Linked DNA regions of Homo sapiens: region 2 is linked to region 1. A link is an interaction called in ENCODE POLR2A ChIA-PET data of the cell type or tissue named here. Cell type or tissue: Caco-2. All regions are shown on one strand. Links, peaks and the distances in the headings refer to the core of each region. The heading gives the core; the rest is flanking DNA. Region 1 has its middle 6.6 kb from the start of SNX8. Region 2 overlaps MAD1L1 (mitotic arrest deficient 1 like 1).

The links. Peaks named below come from ENCODE experiments on the same cell type or tissue, not always from the same donor. Only the 100,000 strongest peaks of a DNase experiment are listed, where the experiment ranks them.
Region 2: POLR2A ChIA-PET joins it to region 1 with 7 read pairs; 2 of 35 experiments call an interaction of 5 or more read pairs at or near these places.

What each region holds. Positions count from the first base shown.
Region 1 is chr7:2,317,425-2,324,697 of GRCh38, forward strand. It overlaps a transcript of SNX8 not described here. Among named protein-coding and RNA genes, the nearest start is that of SNX8, 6.6 kb to the left of the region's middle. In Caco-2, for the core only: no CTCF peak of the experiment used is centred there; a DNase peak (open chromatin) is centred at 3,877.
Region 2 is chr7:1,893,168-1,900,440 of GRCh38, forward strand. It overlaps MAD1L1 (mitotic arrest deficient 1 like 1), which reads right to left. Exons shown (of 19, transcript NM_001013836.2): 18 at 5,033-5,223. Among named protein-coding and RNA genes, the nearest start is that of MIR4655, 53 kb to the left of the region's middle. In Caco-2, for the core only: no CTCF peak of the experiment used is centred there; no DNase peak of the experiment used is centred there.

The sequences.
Region 1 (7,273 bases), core at 767-5,766:
GTGCCACCACACCCAGCTAATTTTTGTATTTTTGTAGAGATGGGTTTTCACCATGTTGGCCAGGCTGGTCTCGAACTCCTGACCTCAAGTGATCCGCCCACCTTGGCCTTCCAAAGTGCTGGGATTACAGGTGTGAGCCACCGTGCCCGGCCATCCTGGACCTTCTAACGCTGATGTCACACAATGTCCGGGGAGTTGATTACAGAACCAAGAGCCCAGAACCATGTCAGTTCCTAGGAAGCGTCCCCTTCTCACAAGGTAGTTACTTCCTCTGGCTATAGCTGCTGGACCCTGCCTCGGTAACAGATGACTGCACCTAGGACGCCATAGGGTCCCCGCACACCAGGACCTCCATGCAAGCAGGCACACCATTGATGCTCTCTCCACCATAACCTGGGAGGCCAAGGTTGCAGTGAGCCGAGATCGAGATGTCCTTCTGCTGATGGACATATAACAACTTTCCCTAGGCACAGTGGGACATGGCAGGATCCTGTGACCTCCCCCCATATCTGATAGCTGCTTCCTTCCTCCACCCTCACTTCCTTCCAGCTGCTGTTGCTGCCAAATAATGTACTCAGCACTTTCCCTGTGCCACGCACACATATATACTCTGCCCACTTCCTGATCATATTTTTATTAGAGGCAGGGTCTTGCTGTGTTGCCCAGGCTGGACTGTAGCTGCCCAATCATAGCTCACTATAGCCTCAAACTCCTGGCCTCAATCAGTCCTCCCACCTCAGCCTCCCAAGTAGCTGGGACTAAGGCACAGGCCACCATGCCCAGCTGTTTCCTACGTATTTTTGGTCTCAAACTAGATTATAAAATATTTACTTATTAAATTTGTAGCCAGGCACAGTTGCTCACACCTGTAATCCCAGCACTTTGGGAGGCTGAGGCAGGCAGATCACCTGAGGTCAGGAGTTCGAGACCAGCCTGGCCAACATGAGGAAACCACTACAGTCTCTACCGGGCGCCTGTAATCCCAGCTACTCGGGAGGCTGAGGCAGGAGAATGGTGTGAACCCGGGAGGCAGAGCTTGCAGTGAGCCAAGATCATGCCACTGCACTCCAGCCTCGGCAAAAGAGCGAAACTCTGTCTCAAAAAAAAAAAAGAAAAAAAAAATTAGCTGGGCATGGTGGCAGGCGCCTGTAATCCCAGCTACTCGGGAGGCTGAGGCAGGAGATTGCTTGAACCTGGGAGGCAGATGTTGCAGTGACCTGAGATTGCGCCATTGTACTCCAGCTTGGGCGAAAACAGGGAGACTTTGTCTCAAAAAAAAAAAAAAATTTAAAATTAATTGTACTCAGCTGGGCACAGTGGCACATGCCTGTAATTCCAACACTTTGGGAGGTCGAGGCAGGAGGATCACTTGAGCCCAGGAATTCTAGACCAACCTGGGCAACATAGTGAGACCCCATCTCTAAAAAAAAAAAAAAAGCCAGGCACAATGGCACACACCTATAGTCCCAGCTACCCTGAAGGCCAAGGCAAGAGGATTGCTTGAGCCCAGGATGTCAAGGCTGTGGTGAGCTGTGATCGCATCACTGCACTCCAGCCTGGGTGATAGAGCGAGCCTCTTTGTCTAAAAATAAAAAATAAAAATAAAATTGTTGCACTAAAAAACTGTAAATTGGCCGGATACGGTGGCTCACGCCTGTAACCCCAGCACTTTGGGAGGCCGAGACCAGCAGATCACCTGAGTTCAGAAGTTCAAGACCAGCCTGGTCAACACAGGGAAACTCCGTCTCCAATAAAAGTACAAAACTTAGCCGGGTGTTGTGGCACATGCCTGTAATCCCAGCTACTGGGGAAGAAGCTGACGTGGGAGAACCACTTGACCCGGGGAGGCAGAGGTTGCAGTGAGCTGAGATCACACCACTGCACTCCAGCCTGGGTGACAGAGTAAGACCCTGCCTCAAAAAAAATAAAATAAAATAAAAAACTGTAAATTGTGGCCAGGCATGGTGGCTCACGCCTGTAATCCCAGCACTTTGGGAGGCAGAGGTGGGCGCATCACCTGAGGTCAGAAGTTCAAGACAAGCTTGGCCAACCATGGCCAACATGGTAAAACCCCATCTCTACTAAAAATACAAAAATTAGCTAGGTGTGGGCCAGGCGCGGTGGCTCACGCCTGTAATCCCAGCACCTTGGGAGGCTGAGGTGGGCAGATCACAAGGTCAGGAGATCGAGACCATCCTGGCTAACACGGTGAAACCCCGTCTCTACTAAAAATACCAAAAATTAGCTGGGTGTGGTGGCGGGCGCCTGTAGTCCCAGCTCCTCGGGAGGCTAAGGCAGGAGAATGGTGCGAACCTGGGAGCCGGAGCTTGCAGTGAGCTGAGACTGCACCACTGCACTCCAGCCTGGGCGACAGAGCGAGACTCCGTCTCAAAAAAAAAAAAAAAATTAGCTGGGTGTGGTGGCGGGCGCCTGTAGTCCCAGCTACTCAGGAGGCTGAGGCAAGAGAATTGCTTGAACCCAGGAGGCAGAGGTTGCAGTGAGCCGAGATCATGCCACTGCACTCCAGCCTGGGCAACAGAAGGAGACTACATCTCAAAACAAACAAACAAACAAACAAAAAACCGTAAATCGTTATACAAGTATAAAAGTACAATAATACCTTTATTGTATTTTTACATTTTACATGTGAGGCCAGGCACATGGCTCACGCCTGTAATCCCAGCACTTTGGGAGCCTGAGGCAGGCGGATCACCTGAGATCGGGAGTTTGAGACCAGCCTGACCAACATGAAGAAACCCCCTCTCTACTAAAAATACAAAATTAGCCGGGCATGGTGTCATATGCCTGTAATCCCAGCTACTTTGGAGGCTGAGGCAGGAGATTTGCTTGAACCTGGGAGGCGGAGGTTGTGGGGGAGGATTTTTTTTAAAGTTCCTCAGATAATTCAAATGTGCAGCCCAGTTGGAAGACCCCTGCTCTAAGTTGAAAAGTTTGTCTTCTTCCTGTGAACATTTCCAGAGTATTTACTGTTTATCAAAATTTGTATGGCTAGCAGCTGGGCACAGCAGCTCACACCTGCAATCTCAGCAGTTTGGGAGGCCAAGGCAGGAGGATGACTTGAGCCCAGGAGTTCAAGACCAGCCTGGCAACACAGCAAGACCCTGACTCTACAAAAAATACAAACAAAAAAATTAGCCTGGTGGTGGTGTGTTCCTGTAGTCCCAGCTACACGAAAGGCTGAGGTAGGAGGATCGCTTGAGCCTGGGAGGTCGAGGCTGCAGTGAGCCATGATTGCCCTGCTCCACTCCAGTCTGGATGACAGAGTGAGGCTCTGGCTCCGAAAATATAAACAAGGCCAGGCGCGGTGGCTCACGCCTGTAATCCCAGCAATTTGGGAGGCCGAGGCGGGCGGATCACCTGAGGTCAGGAGTTTGAGACCAGCCTGGCCAACATGTGAAACCCTGTCTCTACTAAAAATACAAAAATTAGCCGGGCCTGGTGGTGGGTGCCTGTAATCCCAACTACTTGGGAGGCTGAGGCAAGAGAATAGCTTGAACCCGGCAGGTGGAGGTTGCAGTGAGCCAAGATCGCGCCACTGCACTCCAGTCTGGGTGACAGTGAAACTCTGTCTCACAATAAATAAATAAGTAAAATAAAAATAAAAACAAAAACGAAATGTGTGTAGCCGGTGGGAGGCACTGCAGGGACAGCCAGACAAGGTCTCTGTCCTGCAAAGCCTCCTGATGGAAGCAGGTGGAGAAGAACACAGCAGAATTCTCACACACGCAGAATAAAGCCAGGGCTACAGGTGGGAACGTGAGGGCTGTGGCAGGAAACGGTGGGGGGAATAATCAGCTCTAATCCAGAATGCCGACAGGAGAGAAAAGGCAGTCTTCATACATCGTCAGCTCCGCTGCTGGATCCCTCTAGTGTTTGGAGAGTGCCTTGGGAATGTGCACCGACACGTCTGCCTTCAGCAGATCCTCCCCACAGAATACTATTCCTGCGTATTCAGGGAACTGTAAAAAGAAAATGGAATTTCTTTTTTTTTTTTTTTTTGAGACGGAGTCTCCCTCTGTCACCCAGGCTGGAGTGCAGTGGCGTGATCTCAGCTCACTGCAAGCTCCTCCTCCCAGGTTCATGCCATTCTCCTGCCTCAGCCTCCCAAGTAGCTGGAATAACAGGCGCCCGCCACTACGCCTGGCTAATTTTTTGTGTTTTTAGCAGAGACAAGGTTTCACTGTGGTCTCGATCTCCTTACCTTGTGATCCGCCCTCCTCGGCCTCCCAAAGTGCTGGGATTACAGCTGTGAGCCACCGCGCCCGGCCTTTTTTTTTTTTTTTTTTTTGAGACAGAGTCTCACGCTTGTCACCCAGGCTGGAGTGCAATGTTGCGATCTCGGATCTCGGCTCACTGCAACCTCTGCCTCCCAGGTTCAATCAATTCTCCTGCCTCAGCCTCCCGAGTAGCTGGGATTACAGGCGCCCGCCACCATGTCCAGCTAATTTTCGTATTTTTAGTAGAGACAAGCTTTCACCATATTGGCCAAACTGGTCTCGAACTCCTGGCCTCAGGTGATCTGCCGCCTAAGCCTCCCAAAGTGCTGGGATTATAGGCGTGAGCCACTGCGCCCGGCCTCGAATTTCTCAATTCTAAAACATTTTGCTTAGTAGCAAGAACCCAGTTATATCACGATGGTTAATCTGTTTTTTTGATTCACATGTAGTGCTTTTCATTTAGGAAAATGGGAACTAGCTGGGCAAATGGACAGAACTTAGCATGCAGAGCATCGGAGTCAGAATTTAACTACACAGGAGGACGTGCAGAAAGGACCTGCTAAGGACCTTTCAGAAACAGTTACTAAAATGCTGGTGTGGTGGCTCACGCCTATAATTGCAGTGCTTTGGGAGGCCAAGGCAGGAGAAGTGCTTCAGTCCAGGAGGTGGAAGCTACAGTGAGCTATGATTGTGCCACCGTATTCCAGCCTGGGCCACAGAGCAAGACCCCATCACTTAAAAATAAATGCTGGCTGGGCGCCGTGGCTCACACCTGTAATCCCAGCACTTTGGGAGGCCAAGGCGGGTGGATCACCTGAGGTCAGGGGTTCGAGATCAGCCTGGCTAACATGATGAAACCCCATCTCTACTAAAAATACAAAATTAACTTGGTGTGGTGGCGCACGCCTGTAATCCCAGCTACTCGGGAGGCTGAGGCAGGAGAATCGCTTGAACCCAGGAGGTGGATGTTGCAGTGAGCCATAATCGCGCCACTGCACTCCAGCCTGGGTGACAGATTGAGACTCCATCTCAAAAGTAAAATAAAATAGAATAAAATAAAATAAATGCTGTAGGCCAGGTGCTATGGGTCACGCCTGTAATCCCAGCACTTTGGGAGGCTGAAGTATGTGGATCACCTGTGGCCAGGAGTTCAAGACCAGCCTGGGCAACATGGTGAAACCCTGTCTCTACTAAAAATAAAAAAAAAATCCGGGCGTGGTGGTGGGCACCTGTTATCCCAGCTACTCGGGAAGCTGAAGCAAGAGAATTACTTGAACCTGGGAGGCAGAGGTTGCAGTAAGCCGAGATCTTGCTGCTGCACTCCAGCCTGGGCAACAGAACAAGACTCTGTCTCTAAATAAATAAATAAATAAATAAATGGTGTGGGCCAGGCATGGTGGCTTACACCTGTAATCCCAGCACTTTGGGAGGCCAAGGCCAGTGGATCATCTGAGGTCAGGAGTTCTAGACCAGCCCGGCCAATACGGTGAAACCCCATTCCTACTAAAAATACAAAAATTAGCTGGACATGATGGCAGGTGCCTGTAATCCCATCTGCTCGGGAAGCTGAGGCATGAAAATCGCTTGAACTTTGGGGGTGGAGGTTGCAGTGAGCTGAGATTGTGCCACTGCCCTCCAGCCAGGGCGACAGAGTGAGAGTCTGTCTCAAAAAAAAAAAAAAAAAAAACAACCAAACAAACAAAAAAACTAATAATGGGTAATGCATTGTTTAGCGTATCTTAGAAATACTAATAATGGCTAATGAGTTGTTTAGGATAGGCTATATCATGCTGCAGTAACAATCTCAAATCCCAGAGGCTTAAAGTCACAAAGGGGTTCATGTCTGTCACCGGCATGCAGAGACCCAGGATCACAGAGCGGCCACCATCCTGCATTTCTGCCATGTTAACAGAGAGAAAGGATCTGGAGGATGCTGCAGGAGCCGCTAAATGATATGGCCCAGAAGTAAGACTCATTGCTGTTCACAACGCATTGGCCAGGACCAGTGATGTGGTCTCGCTCAACCTCAGAAGGACCAGAAGTGCAGTACTACCACGTGCCTGGCACGCCAGAAGCCAGGACAGCACCAAACACTAACCACGCTAACACGTATTGAATGCGTACTAGGAACTGAGTCTTCTTGGTTTTTTGTTTTTGTTTTGAGACCGACTCTTGCTCTGTTGCCCAGGCTTGAGTGCAGTGGCACCATCTCGGCTCACTGCAACCTCAGGTGGATCACCTGAGATCAAGAGTTCGAGACCAGCCTAGCCAACATGGTAAAACCCCGTCTCTACTAAAAATACAAAAATAAGCTGGGCATGGTGGTGCATGCTTCTAGTCCCAGCTACTTGGGAGGCTGAGGCAGGATAATCGCTTGAACCTGGGAGGCAGAGGTTGCAGTGAGCTGAGATCACGCCACTGTACTCCAGCCTGGGGTGGCAAGGGCAAGACTCCATCTCAAAAAAAAAAGAATTTATAAAAAAAGAATGTATCTCATCCTGGCCGGGGGCAGTGGCTCACGTCTGTAATCATAGCACTTTGAGAGGCCAAGGCAGGAGGGTTACTTGAGCCCAGGAATTCAAAACCAGCCTGGGCAACGTAGTGACACCCCATCTCTATTTTCTTTCTTTCTTTTTTTTTTTTTTTGAGACAGAGTTTCACTGTGTCGTCCAGGCTAGAGTGCAGTGGTGTGATCTTGGCTCACTACAACCTCCACCTCCCAGGTTCAAACAATTCTCCTGCCTCAGCCTCCCAAGTAGCTGGGATTACAGGCATGCGCCACCACGCCTGGCTAATTTTTTGTATTTTAGTAGAGACAGGGTTTCACCATGTTGCCCAGGGTGGTCTCGAACTCCTGAGCTCAGGCAATCTGCCCACCTCAGCCTCCTAAAGTGCTAGGATTACAAGAGTGAGCCACTGTGACTGACCTATTTTTCAAAAAAATAAAAATAAAAATAAACTAAGAATAAAAAAAATTTAGGAAGTGGTATGATCAGTACTTTGCAGGCAACCAAGACCAGAAAAGTTCAACACCC
Region 2 (7,273 bases), core at 1,484-6,483, 420 kb before region 1:
AGCTGAGATTTGCCTGCCTTTCCCCCAAACGGCAGCCCAGGCAGCCAGCTCCCTCCACCCACGCGGCAACAAGAGGTTTGGTCCCGGCTGGGATGGGAAGTCCTGGCTGGGATGGGAAGTCCTGGCTGGGATGGGAAGCAGAGTGGCGGGGGACTGTGCGGCAAACCCTCAATTATCCCAGCACACATCTGTGGAACCCGCTTGACTGGAAACGGCTTCGGCTATTTCTAACTCTGTCTGCAGCCCCCTTTCTGCCTGAAGAATCATTTGGGGGAAAATCTGATAAAATAAATGACATGGCCAGGAGGCTGGGGTTTGGCGAGATCTTTCAGGAGCACGGGAGCCACGTATGCCAGCCCCCAGGTGGAGTGGGTGGGGCAGGGGGCCTGTCTCCCTGCTCTCCCTGCCCTCCCACACTGGCCTCTGCCCTCCGTGGCCCTATCTCAGGAGGGTAGCTCAGGGAAGACCCTCCTGGGCACACCTAGTGATGCTCAGCCCCCTGAGGATGCCTTTCTGAAGCCAGGAGGCCAGGGTCAGGGCCCCCAGGGAGCACCCAGACCACATTCCTCATGACAGATGGGGAAACTGAGTCTCACAGGAGTGCAGTGGCCTGGCCAAGGCTGCACACCAGGGTCAGGAGCTGCCCGGGACAAGGTGACTCCACAGTGTCTCTTATCTCTCCTCTGGACAGTGGAGACCAGGGCCACCGCTGCATGGCCCCAAGGAGTCAGTGACCATCTGCAGGCAGAGGTGCCAACATGAGCCCTGGCCCTACAGGTTGGCTGTTGTCTGTTCACTGTTTGTCTCTTCCCTTTTGCTCCACTGAAACCTGTTTTTCTGTCTGTCTGGCAGAGCCCTAGACTGCCCTCTCCATAAGCCAGGCCCTGAGCTGGGGGCGTGGAGCTGCTGCGAACAGTACAAGTGCCTCTCCTGTCACCAAGCTTGGTGTCCTGGATACAAAGGAGGCAGGAATGACAGGTGGATGGGGCAGGACTGATGCTGATCTCCTGGTCAGAGCTCCTGCCAGAAGACTTGGCAGCTCTAGCGCTGTCTTCTTGGAACCCAAGGGGGAGGATTTCTCAGGAGGCCAACGGCCTCACCCAGTGAAGGGCAGCTCGGAGGAGGACTTGGGAAGAGTCGGCTTACAGGGAGCCTTTGAAAGCTCCCTAAATGTTGCAGGCCCTCCAGAAGGTCTGCAGGGACCAGGACACACAGGGCCGGCAGAGCTAGTCACAGCTCTGGGAGAAGCACGGGTGCACCGTGGGCTGGAGCTGAACCAGCCAACAGGGATCCCGGTGCAACATGACCCCTCCCCAGCTCCACAGGTGGCACTTATGAGACTTGCCTCTTGCAGCCTCCGAAGTGAGCCACAGTTACTTCTACTCCACAGGTGAGGAGACTGAAACTTGGGGAGGTGAGGCTGCATGCCCAGTGTCAGCCCTCATGAACATGCTCTAAAGGCCCATATCCAGCAGGCGATCCCTCCACATCAACCAGATGGGGCGCAGGAAGGTCTGGGAGGCCCCAGCCCTCCAAAGAGGGGAGGGGGCGAGCGGGGTGCTAGGCACAGCTGCTAGCAGGGCACATCAGCTGGGCAGGACAGAGTCTGGAGGAGGAGTGGGAGAGGGAGGAGGAAGAGCAGGAGTAGAGGGTGGGGGTTGGGTGAGGCTGGGGGAAAGAGGCTGTGAAAAGAAGCCTAGGGAGAAATGGAGCAAGAAGCATCTTTAAGAACCAGGCACCCAGCAGTGGGGGAGAAACACAGGAGGGGCACACTTAGGCCCCCTGGGGACCCTCAAGGGACAACGAACCCAACAGGATAAAACCTCCGGCAGACTCGCCTGTCAGGAAAAACACAAGGTGGCACGTGTCCTAGGAGGGAAGCCAGCGGAAGAAGGGTCCCACATCTGGGGAACCCAGGAGGGCTTCCTGGAGAAGGTGTCTACAAGCGAGCTGGGCCCAGGTGAAGAGGATGGAGCAGGTGGGCCTTGATGCTGGGGTTCCAGGGAAAACCGCAGACACAAGTTGGCAGCTTCTTCCTGCGGGGACTTCACTGCTCAGAAATGAAACCGATGGACCAAGGTGGGGTCTTGGCAACCATGATGGATGTGCCAGGAACATGGCCCCACTTACTCCTGTGGGTCAGACGTAACTGTACCTGCTTTACAGATGAGGCAGAGGCCCAGCCAGCACCCCCCTGGCAACAGCTGCACTTGGGCACCAGCCCACAAGCTCACCTAGAGTCAGCCCCCTGCCTGGGTTGCCCAGAGCTCCCCATGCCAGGCCCACCCCGCAGCTCTCAGCCCCGCCTGCAAACATCAACTTGTAAAGCCCTTCCATACTTTACTTAATCTCCCTGATCCTGTGAGCTTCAAGCATGAAAACACAGTGCATGTCACACATGGGGAAAGTGGGTAAGCTAAAAGCAACCTCGTTCCCTGACACTGTCCACCTGAGCCAGCCCCCGGAACACGGCCCAGAGCAGGCATGGTGGGTGGCCGGAAGGGTGGGGAGCGGGGCCTCTGCGGGCACCAGGCCTTGCTGGTGGAGCACTGGGCCAGTGGACCGTCTGTCCTTCCGGAGGCGGCTGCCTCAGCTCCATGGCTTCTGACCCAGCACATCCAGCCCTCAGGACCTGCAAAGTCACATTCACACGGGCCTTGGGCCAGGACAGGCCGTGGTCCAGAAGGTCAGGTCAGGCCAGGCCTGCCACTGGAAAGAAGGGACAGCAAGGGCTGGAGGATGGGCAGTGAGGGGGCGGCCTGGGGAGGCGCCAAGGCTCCAGATCACAAGAGTCTAGGAAGGCGGGCAGGATGCCTGGCAAGAGCTGCGGGGCCCAGGCCAGACCCCTGCAGGAACCACGGCTCCTCAGGGCGAGCCCGGCCTCCCGTACGCTGTGTGTCCTTTAGGCCTGGGGCGAGCAGGGCTGGGGAGCTGGCCAGCTCCTGGGCTCTCTGTCCGCCTGCCTCCTCCTCCTGGGGCCCCCTTCCTGCCTCTCCCTGACCTCAGGAGCCTGGGGGCTGAGAGGGCTCCAAGGCGGAAAGGAGGGCAGGGGTTCCTGCCCAGGCCATGGGGGCTGAAAGTCCGGCCACTGGCAAGCTGAGGCCAGCCCAAGCCTTCTGGTCTCAACATCCTGCCATGGCTGGGATCCTGGGCGGGCGGATGAGGGCCGGGGGAGCTGAGATGCTGGCTCGAGCAGGAAGAGCGGCAGGGCCCATGCTCGAGGGTATGACGGGGATGGACCTGGTGTCCAGCAAACCTGAGGACATTGGGCAGGGCTGCGCTTCAGAAGCCCATGCAGGGCTTACAGTGGTCAAGATGCTACTTGCTGACGGTGTTTTTAAAAAGTGACACAGGAGCACACACAATGGAACCCCAGGATCCCGAGTTCCCAGGTGTAAATGAACATGCCTAGGCATGTGCCTACGTATGAAACACCGAAAGGAAACACGGCGAAGCAGGACAGCGGCCACCTTTCGCGGGAAGATGACGAGTGGCTTGCTTCCCTCTTTTGGATTTTCGACACTCTCAACAGAAAACACTGTGGAGGGTGCCCCAAGGTTCCGCTGCAGTTAGTCTTCCTAAGATTCGCTTCAACTACAGCACACGCAGGGATCCGGGGAAAACGCTGCCTCTTAATTTGTAAATGTTGATGTAACGAGTGATATGTTAAGTGATAACTGTTCATGGTACACCTTTATTAATACCTAATCATTTTAGAAACCTATGGAATTCGTATAATGCATTAAACACCTCTGTGAATTATTCAAAGTATACAGAATTATACAAAAGCGAAGAAGTACATTTCTGATAGCTTAAAGACTTGGTGTGTTTTTATTATTCAAAGGTTTGAGAGTTTCAAGAGTGTAGAAATGGATGACTGTGATCTGAGAAGCAGGAAATCCACAAGGAACGCAGAGCAAGCCCGGCACGGTGCCCCCGTGCAGCGCAGGCTGTGAAGACGGGCGGGTTGTGCAGAAGGAGGAGGAAGAGCCGGGCTAAGGCTGAATCAGACAGGCAGCGGCTCACCGCTGTGAGACGCTGACGGACATGCGTAGGCCGCACTGGGTACAGCTTTTATACAAATCAAAGTTGGTTCTCGGTTCCATAAAGACACGCAGAGGCTGCAGACTGCAGGCAGTTTAGACGCCCGTTCCAGACCACAGCAGTCCCAGGTGGGGCCCGTCTCTGCCTGTCCTCATCTCCCACAGCCACCGCCCCCTCCACCCTTCCTGAAGCAGCCACATGCCAAGACGGGGCCACGAGGTCATGCCGGGGCCACAATGCCACACCAGGCCGACGGCACCATCCTCACAAACCGGAGGTTAGCTCACCGGGGCAGTGATGAACAAGCCCCTGTTGCCCTGGGTCTCCAGCTGCTGGAGGTCCAAGTGGGGCCACCTCCACCCTGAGGGTCAACACATAACACCCCAATTTCTGCTGTTGGACCCCGCTCGCCCGAGGACTCTTCATGTCCACAACGGTGGACCCAGTCTGGCTTCACCAGCAAACCAGAAGAGCGCCTGCTGGCTCGCAGGACGCGAGTGTAGAGATGCGGCTGGCTCTCCTTTCCTCTTCTAGTCTGTCTACCTTGCCCTGTGCTGGCTTCTGGGACTGCGCTGTCCCACTGCGCAGCCTGGCATCTTGGAAGGCGTCCCCTGCCCCGGCCCCACACGGACTTCAGTCCTCCCCAGGCACCACTGCCTCTGGACACACTGACACACACGCCTACGGCCGCAGCCCTCATGGAACGAAGCCCAAGTTGCGACAGACAGAGGCTGAGAAAGTCAGGGGGACAGCCTAGGGTCTTCTGCACCCAGGAGGTCCAGGGCTGCAAAGCCACATAGGGTTGGCCCAAGGCTGAGAAGCCTCAGGGGGTGACGAGGACGGGCCAGTGCACCTCCTTCCCGCCCAGCCCTCCACACCATCCCCTTTGGACGCGAGGCTGCTCCTTTGCTGAGGGCTACGGTCGGATCTCCCCACAGGAGGAGACAGAGAGCGAGACAGCCGGAGAGCCGTCACACGCAGGACCCACCTTGAAGATGAGGCAGTCGCCTGGGTGCTCGGCGTACAGCGAGGTCAGCCGGTACTGGTTCTCCGTGGTGATGTCGATCTGGTAGCCGGTGAGCGTGTAGCAGGCCTTGCGGAACTCCTGGATCTTGGTCTGGAAAACCTCCTTGAGCCGCTGGTTCTTCAGCTCGGCACTCTCCACCTGCTTCTTCAGCTCTGCGGGAGGGACGGAAGGAGACAGTGAGTGCGGCACCAGGCCGGAGGGGTGGGGACCCGGGAGCGGCCAGGGCAGGGAGGAAGCCGAGTACAGGTGGGAGTGGCGGCTGCCCAGGGACACAGCAAGCCCCCGTGTCACACCAGCCAGCCTCCATCGGCATGCATGAGGGAACGGGAGTGAGGGGTGAGCTGATAACGGCTGACCCTCTGGTGGTGGCAATAATAAAGTTACTGCATTAAGAACGGTAACTCTGAGAGCCAGACTACAAGCAGCCAGGGCCCCTCCACAGGGATCAGCCCTCGGCCTGCAGAATGACAACCCCTGGAGCCAGCACAGTCACTGCCAGGAAGCCACAGGGTCAGGAAGCCACAGGGTCAGGCGTGACTCGGGGTTCGCTTGCCCCAACACTCCGGGGATTTAGGCGAGAACCGCGTGAGGAGCCGGTGCTGAGGATGTGGGTCCCAAAGCGAAGGCCTGGGCTGCCACGCCACCCAGTGATCCTGACCATCCATTCCCAGGTTGCCGCCTGGGTCCTTTCTGAGGCTGGACGCCTACCCCACAGGAGCCAGCACCGACAAACAGGGAGGCAGGCAGGAGGCCACCGGGACGTTCCGGATCCTACTGCCCCGGGGCTTTACCTGCCAGCCACCTCTGAGGTCAGGCCATCGTGAGACGACAGCCGGCACCCCCAGGCCCACTGCCCCTGACATGGCTCTAAGTGACTATTCAGGGTACAGCCCCACACCCTGCCCGTCAGAGTTTACGGCTGCTTGGGGAGGAACTGCTCTGCAGAGCCATCAGGAGGATAACAGCGATTATCATGAATTTCTCACCCGAGAGGCCTTCCAAGTAGTTAAACCTCGATTTATCCCCGCGTTAATTATCAGGACTGGCTCCACTTAGACGCACACAGAGCCGTCCCCTAGGCCGGGTGCTTCCCAGCAGTGCTGTCTGGAGCTGGCAATGGGGAGCCCTCCAGGGGCCTGGGACTGCTCCAGGCGGGGACGGGAGCCTGCTGGACCCTATCCTGCAGGCCACGGGAGCTGGGCCAGCTGCTAGCCTCCCTCCACTATGACGAGGGACTGAATCACAGGACTGCTGTAGGCGCCCACAACCAGGCACGGGATGGTCAGCTCCCTGGCTAGGCTGAGAAAGAGGATGTTAAAGTCAACCATGGCCATATGGTTGGAGAGAACAAGGGTTCCAACTCCAGGCAGCGCCCGGGGGGAGGCTGGTCCTGAGTTAGAGATGAGTCTGAAGGCCCCAGAAAGGGTGTGGGGTCCCCCACAGTCCACTCTAGGGGAGTGTGAGGAAAGGTGCAGTGTGAGTGCCTGCTGGCCAGGTCACAGTGAGTGAGAGAGGGGCTGCCGGGGAGTTTGTGCACAGCGGCCCGAAGAGGCTCTGATGGGCCAGTTTAAGGTGGACGATGCAGTCCAGGTTGCTTCCTGGAGGTGAGCAGGGACAGGGGAGCCAGGTGCAAACCAGAAGCCCTCAAGTCTGCAGAGGAAGATGGAGGACGCGGGAGGGGCCGCGGTTTCAGCTCGGCTCTGCCTCCCTGACCTGTGACTCTGAACCTACCCCTTCACCCCATCTCCCAGGACTTCTGCCTGCAACACGGACACAGGCAGGCAGCTGCCTTCAGAGGTGTTAGGCCAGATCACGTGCCGGAGGCCACCGCCGAGAGCGCAGGGCCGCTGGGCACCCCCGATGGCGTGAGCTCAGTCGAGCAGCCCGTTCCGAGTGCAAGCTCACTCACTGCCTGGCTATGACAGCTATGAACACGATCCGATCCCCAATCCACACACAATGACACCCAGGCTCACAGAGACTCGCTGCTTAGCTGCAAAAGCAAGGGCGCTGCCTGCCATGGGTTCTGGAAGGAGCAGCGGTGCAGGGACCACGTTAGCAGCATCCAGATGTCAGGGGCTGGGAGGATATGGGGCCTGTACAACCGCAGGCCTGTCAGCAGAGGGGCCCTGGCGCCCATCCACCTGTGGGATGGCAGCATTGGCACTGATTCAGCCCTCGCCCCAACCTGGCCTCCTCCCT